Linked DNA regions of Homo sapiens: region 2 is linked to region 1. A link is an interaction called in ENCODE POLR2A ChIA-PET data of the cell type or tissue named here. Cell type or tissue: PC-9. All regions are shown on one strand. Links, peaks and the distances in the headings refer to the core of each region. The heading gives the core; the rest is flanking DNA. Region 1 overlaps SSH2 (slingshot protein phosphatase 2). Region 2 overlaps ANKRD13B (ankyrin repeat domain 13B).

Region 1 (5,379 bases), core at 118-5,117:
AAAATAAACTGACTTTCTGTGATGGCAAAGTTGCTTTAATCAGAGATGTCTTTGAGGAGTTTCATGTAATATATTCAAATAAATAATAGTTTCATATTTTTTAAAAACATATGAGGCATTGGAAATATTAATTTTGTGACAGTTTACAAAATGAAATACAGGTACATTTTGGGTACATATGATTACAAACTTATAGAAGAATTTCCAGAACAGTATAAAGCAGGTATTTTCTTCACCCACCTCAGGCTTTGACCCTTGCACTGGGCTAATGTTCCTCTGTGTGGATGATGCCTTCCTTACATTCCTCCAGCTCTAACACCCCACATTGGGCCACCCTCTAATCCCTTCTCTCTGCAGTAACTCCCTCACCCTGCTTAGGCTCTAACATCGAACTCCAGGGTACCTCCCCCATGCGGATGCCCTCCTAACCCACTTGGGCACCAATATTCCACACTGGGGTCGGGTGCGGTCTCATGCCTGTAATCCCAGCACTTTGGGAGGCCAAGGTGGGCAGATCACTTTGAGGTTAGCGGTTCCAGACCAGCCTGGCCAACATGGCGAAACCCCATTGCTACTAAAAATACAAAAATTAGCTGAGTGTGGTGACGCGTTCCTGTAATCCCAGCTACTCGGGAGGCTGAAGTAGGAGAATTGCTTGAACCCAGGAGCCAGAGGTTGCAGTGAACCGAGATCATGCCATTGCACTCCAGCCTGGACAACAGAGTGAGACTCTGTCTCAAAAAAAAAAAAAAAAAAAAAATTCCACACTGGGCCTTGCTGCCCACTCAAAGACATCTATTTTGTTTAATCCCATCTAAAGGCTTTTATACTGAATTGCTACAGAAGAAAGGTGTTTTATTTTTTAGTGCTTAAATTACAAATACAAATAAAGACAACTGAGCTTCAACTATGTACAAGGCACTGTTCTAGGTCTAGTGGAACTATATAGCCCTCTAAGAGCTTCTTTCATGACTGAGGAACCCACAACATCTCTACTTACTAGTCATGATATTTTTCAGTCACAAGTGGTAAAAACAAAAACAAAAACAAAACTACCTGAACATGCCTTAAATAAGGAAAACTATCATCTTACATAACAAAAGGACCACAGTTGGTTACTTCAGTGGCTGAACTTTATCAAAGATGCAGTTTCCCTATCTTTGTGCTATGCCATCCTGATTGTGTCAGCATTGCTCTCAGGCTAATATGGCATCACGATGACTGCCACAGTCAAGGTTCATCACATACATCCCCAACAGGCCCTGAGAAAAACAGACCCTCCCCTGTGTCTTTTTAAGTGCAAGGAAAATTGTCCCAGAAGCCTCCCAGACTCCCAAGCTTCCCCTCTCATTTCACTGCCCTGAAGTGGATCACATGCTCATGCCTAAGCCAACCTCTGGCAAGGGGATGGCACCCTCTGACTGGCTGGGTCTAATCAGGATTCATGGGATAGGGCTTGGTCAGTTTCCCTTGAGGTATTCGGCTACCTGGAGGAAATGGATACCTACCAACCTGAACAAAACCGAGTTTTTAGGAATGGCAGTAGAGAATGGATATAGGGTATTCAACCTGCTGTGTCTGCTACAGACAACTGTGCCTGTAGCATAGCTGTACACTTTACAACTTTGAATTTATATGTAATGAACATTTGTTGTTTTTGCCTGCCCCATCAATTCCTCTTCTGATAATAACTTATTTTCTTGCAGGGAACCATCCTTTTGTATTCTCCAGCTAGAACTACTGAAGAAAAAGATATCTTTCCATTAGGGTGGCTTAGCTGATAAAATGTACAACTAGAGTTATAGATGGCTGTTTTTTTCATTGCCTTATAGGGAGGGCCTGTACAAAAATGAAACCAACATAGAAAAAAGCAGAGGTATGTGGTGAAGAGAGATTACCTCGATGAAATAATTTGATGCCCTGAATCCAGTCATACCTTAAATTTATCCCTTACACTTCCCAGTTACATGAACCAACAAATCTTTATTTTCCTACGGACAGTTTCTATTACTCTCAATCAATAGTCCTGACAAATACATTATATACCACATTTTCCTATGTGCACAATCAAGGAGAAGTAGGAGAGGAAGAGAAATGTTTATTTCCTTTTAGAGGCAGAGAAATTAAAGTACCCAAAGGTTAAATGACAGGTTAGTATGTTCTGCCCATGAGAATATGCTATCCTTCATGTAAGCTGGAGAATCCAATACAAAGATTATAATAATTATACAAATATTTAGCAAAATATTCCATAAAATTTCAGTAAAAAAATTTAATACATTGCCTTTGAAGTCCAGGATTGCAGAAGTGGGAGAAAAGATGACATGTTTTATGTGGCATGAACAAATGGCATTGCCCGTAATACTCTAACATGGCTTAAAGAGGATGTTCATGCCCACAGAGCTCACTGCTGTCTGTAGTATATACTTACTTTGAAGACTAGAGGGACCTTCCTTGATGGTTATCTGACAAGGGCTGTTAATTTCAAGGCCTCAATACTGATACTACATGGCTGCAAATCAGGCTTTTGTTTAATCTGTCCTTGAAACATTTCTCTATTTTCAGATAGCAAGGCCTGGTCGGAAGACGCCATCATTGTCCTGCCCACATAAGAGGAATTGTTATGGGCAAGGCTAGAGTGCTTACATAGTGTCTGAGTTTTAAACACCTGTCATTATAGACTTTGTCCTGCCACATGATACGAAACAAGGCAAACTATAATTTGGTCAGAGGTCACAGCCCTAAAAGCAGGTTTAGTTCCTGTATGGTAAACCAGGAAATACTGCTGCTTACCTCTGGCCTACTCTTAATTCTGAACAAGAATAGCTACATATATTAAATATTTTAATAACCTAATTCTGTAGACATTCATGTTTTTAGATGTTATATTAAGATATTTTTTCACCTGAAGTGTTTAGAAAAATTTAATATAGAACAATGTATTCCATACAGGTATTAGTCAGAGGGGCTGCAAAAACACAAAGCATCAAAATCTTAGTGACTGAAAACAACAGTTTCTCATTTATGTTACATGTCCATCCTAGGTTGGTGGATATTCTGTTCCATGTTGTTCTCTCTCATCTTGACTGGTCACTGTGACAGGGAAAATGGAATATAATGAATTATGCAACAGCTCTTAAGACTTAAAAGCTTCCACCTAGAAGTGACAAAAACCACTTATATTTTGTTTGCCGAAACAGTCACATGACCATGTCAGTTCCCAAGGAAACATAATCCTACCAGTATGGAGAAGGAGAACCAAAAATATTGACAAATGCAAACGATGACTACAATCATAGATAAGGATATTGTATTATACAAGATGCTTTCAGTTGCAAGCAATCTGACTCAAGAGAAACAAAAAACATAGTAGTTTATTTAACTGGTAAATTCAACAGGGATTCAGAAATGCATTGATGTTATTAGGTCTTTATTTTCCACTCTTTCTCTTTGACTTTGCTTTCTTCTTATTCTTAGGTAGACTGTCTCTGTGTGGTGGTAAGATGACCACCTACCACACTAAGCATATATCATCCTTTTAATCAGAGTCCAGAAAAAAATTAACCCTTTTTACCTCCAGAGAGACCTATATCCATCTCTCAAAATGACAGTGGCCCTGCTTGGGTCATGTGCCACCATAATATCCAGGGAAGAGGAGTGCTTTGATTGACCAGCCTGACATGGGTCTATGGACATATGACCATCCAGTGGTAGAAAAGCAAGGCCGAGTGATTCTCAGCCCTACCAGAATCAGATGGAGTAAAGTAGACACAGTTCCCAAAAGGAAAAGATGAAGACTATACCAAAAGGTAGCAGCTACCTACCAAGAGAGCTCGACTTTTTCATTTCCTTCATCATTCCCCTCAACTCTGATGACATGTATGAGACTAAATTCCATAAATATAAACCTATGTAGTCTTGGTGTCATACTACAAATTGTTGCTGATGTTAAGCCAGGTCAATTGTAAAAATACACACTAGGGAACACATATGGGTAAATGCTGGGACAAAACTTCTTTAACTTATTTTGCATAAGGCACTTCTGAGTACAAATCCAAGCAAGTTACAAGGAAATTCCCTCTTGCAGAATGAACTGCTAACAAATTATTCTTGAGATGCTTATATAAATGATAAAATGGCAACATGATTACCAGGCTTCTTACTAGTAAAAGGCTCAAAGAAGATAAATGACTTCCCAGTCACAGACAGCATATAGTAGTGCTAGGATTTAAATCCCAGTTTGATTGTTTCCTTGGCAGGGGCAGAGGGTGAAATGGTAACAGGCATCAGATTACTAACTTCAGAAGGACAGCAATTTTTGTTTTTGTATCTCAAGCAACTAGAACAGTGCTTGGAACATACTAAGTTAGTGATAAAGAAGCCCAAGAATTAAGCTCCTTTTCCTATTTTAAGTAATAGTCAACAGCAATAAAAATAAATTTGGTTTTCTCACTTTGTCATTCTTCTAAAACTTGGCTAAACACATTTCCACAGGAATAAAATGCTTGGTTTCCAGGAAGTTCCAGGTAATATGCATTATGACTTGGCATATCCCTCAGTATAGCTTTTTGAAGCTGGAAAGGACAAACACAAAACAATGAAGAAATAATTTAGGGAAAAAATAAATAGAATGAATGAGTACAGAAAAAAAAAAAACCCCAGCATAGCTACAATATCTGTAATGTGAATGTTTTTCTAAATCAATATAAGCCTTAGGTTTTAGTAGTAATGCTATCTAATACATTTCTTAACCATTTTAAAGAGGATAATTACATATGATAGAACCTCTGCTTACCTTCCTGCCATAGCTGGGTTAAGCTGTATTTCTAGCCAATTCCTAACACTCTCCTAATTACTAGAACAATTTAGCTGATGCTTTTGGTTCTTCACTTAGAGAACTAAGTAACAGAAAAGGCAGCCATGGAGGTAGAGCCATCATGTTAGACTAGATAAAGGATAAGATACAAAACTCACCTGTATTTACAAAAACAGAATTATTGATCATCTGTGAACCCTGCCATCACAGGAAGTCTTTAACAAATTCAGTAAGTGATCTTGATTGCAATGAACTCTCATTGACTACACAAGAAACTTTTAATTTTTCCTTTCGTAGCACTTGGCAGCAAAACCCCCTTAAGAATCCTGCTCTTTTATCTTCTTAAGCTACACAACAAATTTAAATACAAAGTAAAGACTTTCTCAGCAGGGTCTGAATCTACTGTGAACTTTTAGAATAGATTCCCAACCACTCAAAACTCCCTAGGACTCCTACAGAAAGATGGCATGCTTTAACCCCTCTTCCTAGTTCCACAAAAATGGATCAAAAGCAGAAATGTGTGTTTTAGAGAAAAGGCTAAAGACAGTGAGAATCCCTGGAAG
Region 2 (5,379 bases), core at 50-5,049, 220 kb before region 1:
TGCTCCGCCTCTCCCACCTCCCCAGCACTCTGGACTCCTTTTGTCATTTACCTCCCTAATTATAAACAATATATTGTTTATACTGCCCTCTCCCCTCCCCTTCTCCCTCCCTCCCTCCCTTCCCTGCCTCCCTCCCTTTCTCTTTCTTTCTTCTTCTTTTTTTTCTTTTTTCATGAGACAGCGTCTCACTCTGTCACCCAGGCTGGAGTGCAGTAGTGTGATCACAGCTCAGTGCAGCCTCTGCCTCCCAGGCTCAGGTGATCCTCCCATCTCAGCCTCCCAAGGAGCTAGGACTACAGGTGGTGCCACCATGCCTGGCTAATTTTTGTATTTTTTTTTGTAGAGATGGGGTCTTGCCATGTTGCTCAGGCTGGTCTCGAACTCCTGAGCTCAAGTGATCCACCTACTTTGGCCTCCCAAAGTGCTGGGATTACAGACGTGAGCCCCCCGGCATAAACAATATACTTCTGCAATGATTTCTTGGTTAATTACCTTCCCCTCCTTGTGCCCCCTCAGCCTAGTACTCTATGCATTTGTCTAGCAAATATTTATGTGCCAGGTGCTGCCTGGGGAGTGGGGAACCAGCAGTGAACAAAGCAGGCAGGGACCTGGCTGATGGGGCTTCTGTTCGAGGTGCAGGAGGTGCTCAACAGGCACTTGGACGGGCAGTGGATAGAGCCATAGCAGCTGTTACCTCAGATGGGCTGTCAGGGTGGGCTTTTCTAAGGAGGTGACATTTGAGCAGCAGCCTGAGTGAAGGGAGGGAGAAAGCTTTGGGGCTCTCTGGAGGATCCTGGAGAACGTTCCGGGGAAGGCCATTGGCGAAGGGTGGAGCAAATGAGTTCAAAGAGAAGTCTGGGGCCATTGGATTCCCTGCTACCTACGATGGAAAGCCACTGGAAGATTTTGAACTAAAGAGTGTCAGGACCTGAGTAACACTTCACAGGGTGACTTTAGCTGCCATAGGTGAGGTGGACAATAGAGCCTGGCAACCGGGGAGCAGCAAAGAGGCAGTAGGGGGCTGCCAGTGAGAGATGGGGGGGCAACAGCTGCAAGGTAGTGGAAACTGGGCGGCTTCTAGGTCTGTTTTGGAGGCAGAGCCTACAAGTTTTTCTGATGGGTTAGATGTGGAGGGTGCGGGAAAAAGAAGAGATGTAGACAGTTTTAAAGTTGGTTTTTTTTTCCACCTGAAAATGCAGTAAATCCAGGTGATGTTTACTGTTTATGGGGGCAGGTGCAGCTGTCCAGGAATGCAGAAAACAAGGAAAAGTTAAGAAAGTCACTTCCAGAATGAAGAAGGCAAGAGAAAGGGCAGGAGACGTCATGGAAAGCCAGGCTGTCCCATTTTGTTTCATGAATTCAATGATCTTTTTATATTTTTCCTGAGGATGTAAATTACTGTTTTCCCCCAAAGAGTTTTCTTTTATTCCCTGCATCAAGAGAATTTCCTCTGGGTTCTTAGCATCTAATTTGTTTTTTTTTTTTTTTTTTTTTTTTTTTTTGATACGGAGTCTCGCTCTGTCCCCCGCGCTAGAGTGCAGTGGCGCAATCTCGGCTCACTGCAAGCTCCGCCTCCCGGGTTCACACCATTCTCCTGCCTCAGCCTCCCGAGTAGCTGTGACTACAGGCGCCCGCCACCACGCCCAGCTAATTTTTTGTATTTTTAGTAGAGACGGGGTTTCACCGTGTTAGCCAGGATGGTCTCGATCTCCTGACCTCGTGATCCGCCCACCTCGGCCTCCCAAAGAGCTGGGATTACAGGCGTGAGCCACTGCACCCAGCCGTCTTAGCATCTAATTTGTATGTTTTGGTTTATTTCACATGGGAAGCTTTCATCAAGTGTCCAGTTTCTCCTGGCTGTTGGGTCATATTTAAGAATGGGGCTGGGGAGCTCAGGGATGTGTGGGTGCTACTGTAAGGTGATCAGGTGGCAGGCTGGCCTGTTCATTGTAGGGTCACCAGATGTCTGTATTCTGAGGTCTTTGGGACAACTTCCTACTCGGGTAGATAGGGTGGTGGTGGTGTGACCTGGCTGCCAGTGGTTCAGGACCCAGGTAGGGAAGGGGCTGGGGTTTCACGGATCACTGGCTTTCAGCACCATACCTCATCCTCTGCTGTGGCCAATGCTCCTGAGTCCAGAGCATCTCATGCCCAATTTCTACAAAGAATAAACCCCTGGTGTCCTGTGGTGAGGAAGGGGGGCATCTCCCAGCTTAATGAGGCTGGGAAGGGGACCAGGGGATCCTGAATTGTAACCAGCCTCCCTGCACTCAGCTCTAGCTTCACCTCCACCTCTGCCATCCCCATTGCCTGCAGGTCCTACCTACACCTTTCAGGGGGGCTGGGGGTCACCTGGCTTGCTCCTTATGTGGACGTTTCCCTCTGTGGCTGCTTTAGTTTCAGCTTCCTCTGCTCCCCTAAGTCAGTTGTGAGGCCCCAGCCACTTTCCATGTTCTAAAGTTGTGTTGAAGTTTCTCATCTGCTGACATCTCTTCTCTTTATTCTTGTGGGTTTTAAATATTTTACTGACTTTTTTTTTTTTTTTTTTTTGAGACAGGGTCTGGCTTTGTTGCCTAGGCTGGAGTGCAGTGGGATGATCTCTGCTCACTGCAACCTCTGGCTCCCTGGCTCAAGGGATCCTCCCACCTCAGCCTCCCAGTAGCTGGGACGATAGGCATGCACCACCACGCCTGGCTAATTTTAGTATTTTTTTGTAGCACAGAGTTTCACCACATTGCCCACGCTGGTTTCAAACTCCTGGGCTCAAGTGATCTGCCCACCTCGGCCTCCCAAAGCTTACAGGCATGAGCCACTGCGCCCAGCCTGACATTCTTTTTTTTTTTTTTTGAGACAGAGTCTCTCTCTGTCACCCAGGCTGGAGTGCAGTGGTGCGATCTCTGTTCACTGCAACCTCCACCTCCCAGGTTCAAGCGATTCTTGTGCCTCAGCCTCCCTAGTAGCTGGGATTACAGGAATCCCCCACCACGCCCAGCTAATTTTTGTATTTTTAGTAGAGATGGGGTTTCACCATGTTGGCCAGGCTGGTCTCAAACTCCTGACCTCTGGTGACCTGCCCGCCTCGGCCTCCCAAAGTGCTGGGATTACAGGCATGAGCCACTGTGCCTGGCCTCCTGACATTCTTATACATTTAACATTTTTTGGCACTCTTCAATCCTTTGTACAGATTCAAGTTTCTATCTGGGATCATTTTCTTTCCACCTGAAGAACTCCCTTTAACATTTCCTGCACATCTGGCAATAAATTCCCTTAGAATTTGTTTGTCTGCCAACATATTTATTTCTTCTTCAGTTTTGAAGAATATTTTCACCGGGTATGGAATTCTAGGTCAATACCAGTCATACTGGATTAGAGAAAAAAAAAAAAAGAATTCTAGGTTGAAAGTTTTTGTTTTTGTTTTTTTCCCCCAGCACTTTAAAGATTTCATTATATTGTTTCCTGGCTTACATAGTTTCTGATGAGAAGAATATAGTATTTCCTGTATCTGTTCTTCCATACATAATGGACCTCATTTCTTTGAATGCTTTTAGGATTTTCTTTTTACCACTAGTTTTCAGCATTTGATTATGATGGACCTTGGTGTAGTTTACTTCGTGTTTGTCTTACTTGGGGTTCATTGAATTTCTTGGTTCTTGGCTTTATCTTGGTATTAGTTTCCACAACAAATTACTACAAACTAGGTGGGTTAAAACAACAAATATTTGGCCGGGTGTGGTGGCTCACGCCTGTAATCCCAGCATTTTGGGAGGCCGAGGCGGGCGGATCACGAGGTCAGGAGATCGAGACCATGCTGGCTAACACGGTGAAACCCCGTCTCTACTAAAAATACAAAAAATTAGCCGGGCGTGGTGGTGGGTGCCTGTAATCCCAGCTACTTGGGAGGCTGAGGCAGGAGAATGGCGTGAACCGGGGAAGCGGAGCTTACAGTGAGCTGAGATCACGCCACTGCACTCCAGCCTGGGCGACAGAGTGAGATTCCATCTCAAAAAAAAAAAAAAAAAATTTATTCTGTCACAGTTCGGGAGACATAAATACAAATTTGAGATGTTGGCAGGGTGGCAGTCCTTCCAAAGGCTCTAGGGAAGAGTCCTGCCTTGTCTCTTTCAGATTCTGGTGACTGGGCCACAACCCTCTTGGCTTGTGGCTGCAGAACTCTAGTCTCTGCCTCCGTCTTCACATGGCCTTCCCACCTCTCTGAGTGTCTTAGAAAGACACCTGTCATTGGATTTAGGGCCCCCTGGGTGATCCAGGATTATTTCATCTTGAGATCCTTAACTTAATTATGTCTGCAAAGACCCTTTTTTGAAATAAGGTCTCATTCATAGGCTGTGAGGGTCAGAATGTGATGTGGACATGTCTTAGGAGGGGCACCATTCTTCAACCCACCATAGTAGTTTTTATCAAGTTTGGAAAAATTTTGGACGTTCTTTCTTTCTTTTATTATTTATTTACTTATTTTGAAATGGAGTCTCCCTCTGTCGCCCAAGCTGGAGTGCAGTGACACGATCTCGGCTCATTGCAACCTCCCCTTCCCGGGTTCAAGCGATTCTCCTGCCTCAGCCCCCAAGTAGCTGGGACTACAGGTGCCCACCACCACGCCTGGCTAATTTTTGTATTTTTAGTAAAAATGGGGTTTCACCATATTGGCCAGGCTGGTCTCAAACTCCTGATGTTGTGATCCACCCGCCTTGGCCTCCCAAAGTACTGGGATTACAGGCGTGAGCCACCGCACCCGGCCTATTTCTCTAAATTTGTCTTATTTGTCCTACTTCTTTATTCTGTCCTTTGGGATTCCAATAGATATATGTTACAATGCTTGATAATGTCTTACAGATTATGAGGCTCCATAGAGACAGGGTCTTGCTCTGTTGCCCAGGCTGGAGTGCAGTGGCGTGATCATAGCTCACTGCAGCCTCGAACTCCTGGGCTCAAGGGATCCTCCTGCCTCAGCTTCAGAGGAGCTGGGACTACAGCTGCTTGCCACCATGCCCAGCTAATGTAAAAGTTGTTTTGTTTTGTTTTGTTTTGTTTGTAGAGACAGAGTCTTGCTGTATTGCCTGGGCTGGTCTTAAACTCCTGAACTCAAGCCAACCTCCCGCCTTGGCCTCCAAAAGTGCTGGGACTATAGAAGCCCAGCCAACTTTATTTTTCAGTACTGTTTTTCTCCTCTGTGCTTCAGTTTGGAAAGTTCTATTGCTGTCTTCAAATTCACTGATTTTTAAATTGTGCAGTGTCTAATCTGCTGTTATTTCCATTCAGTGAATTTTTCATTTCAGTTACTGTACTTACTATCTTTAGATGGTCCACTGGGTTCTTTTTTATACCTCTCATTCCTCTCCTCATGAACATCTTTTTCATGTT

Evidence for each region. Peaks named below come from ENCODE experiments on the same cell type or tissue, not always from the same donor. Only the 100,000 strongest peaks of a DNase experiment are listed, where the experiment ranks them.
Region 2: POLR2A ChIA-PET joins it to region 1 with 20 read pairs; 2 of 35 experiments call an interaction of 5 or more read pairs at or near these places.

Annotation. Positions count from the first base shown.
Region 1 is chr17:29,823,141-29,828,519 of GRCh38, forward strand. The region is part of intron 2 of SSH2 (slingshot protein phosphatase 2); the gene reads right to left. It overlaps LOC124900390 (a long non-coding RNA gene), which reads right to left. Exons shown (of 2, transcript XR_007065694.1): 2 at 18-4,574. Among named protein-coding and RNA genes, the nearest start is that of SSH2, 100 kb to the right of the region's middle. In PC-9, for the core only: no CTCF peak of the experiment used is centred there; a DNase peak (open chromatin) is centred at 2,741; H3K27ac peaks cover 430 bases.
Region 2 is chr17:29,598,393-29,603,771 of GRCh38, forward strand. The region is part of intron 1 of ANKRD13B (ankyrin repeat domain 13B); the gene reads left to right. Among named protein-coding and RNA genes, the nearest start is that of ANKRD13B, 8.0 kb to the left of the region's middle. In PC-9, for the core only: no CTCF peak of the experiment used is centred there; no DNase peak of the experiment used is centred there.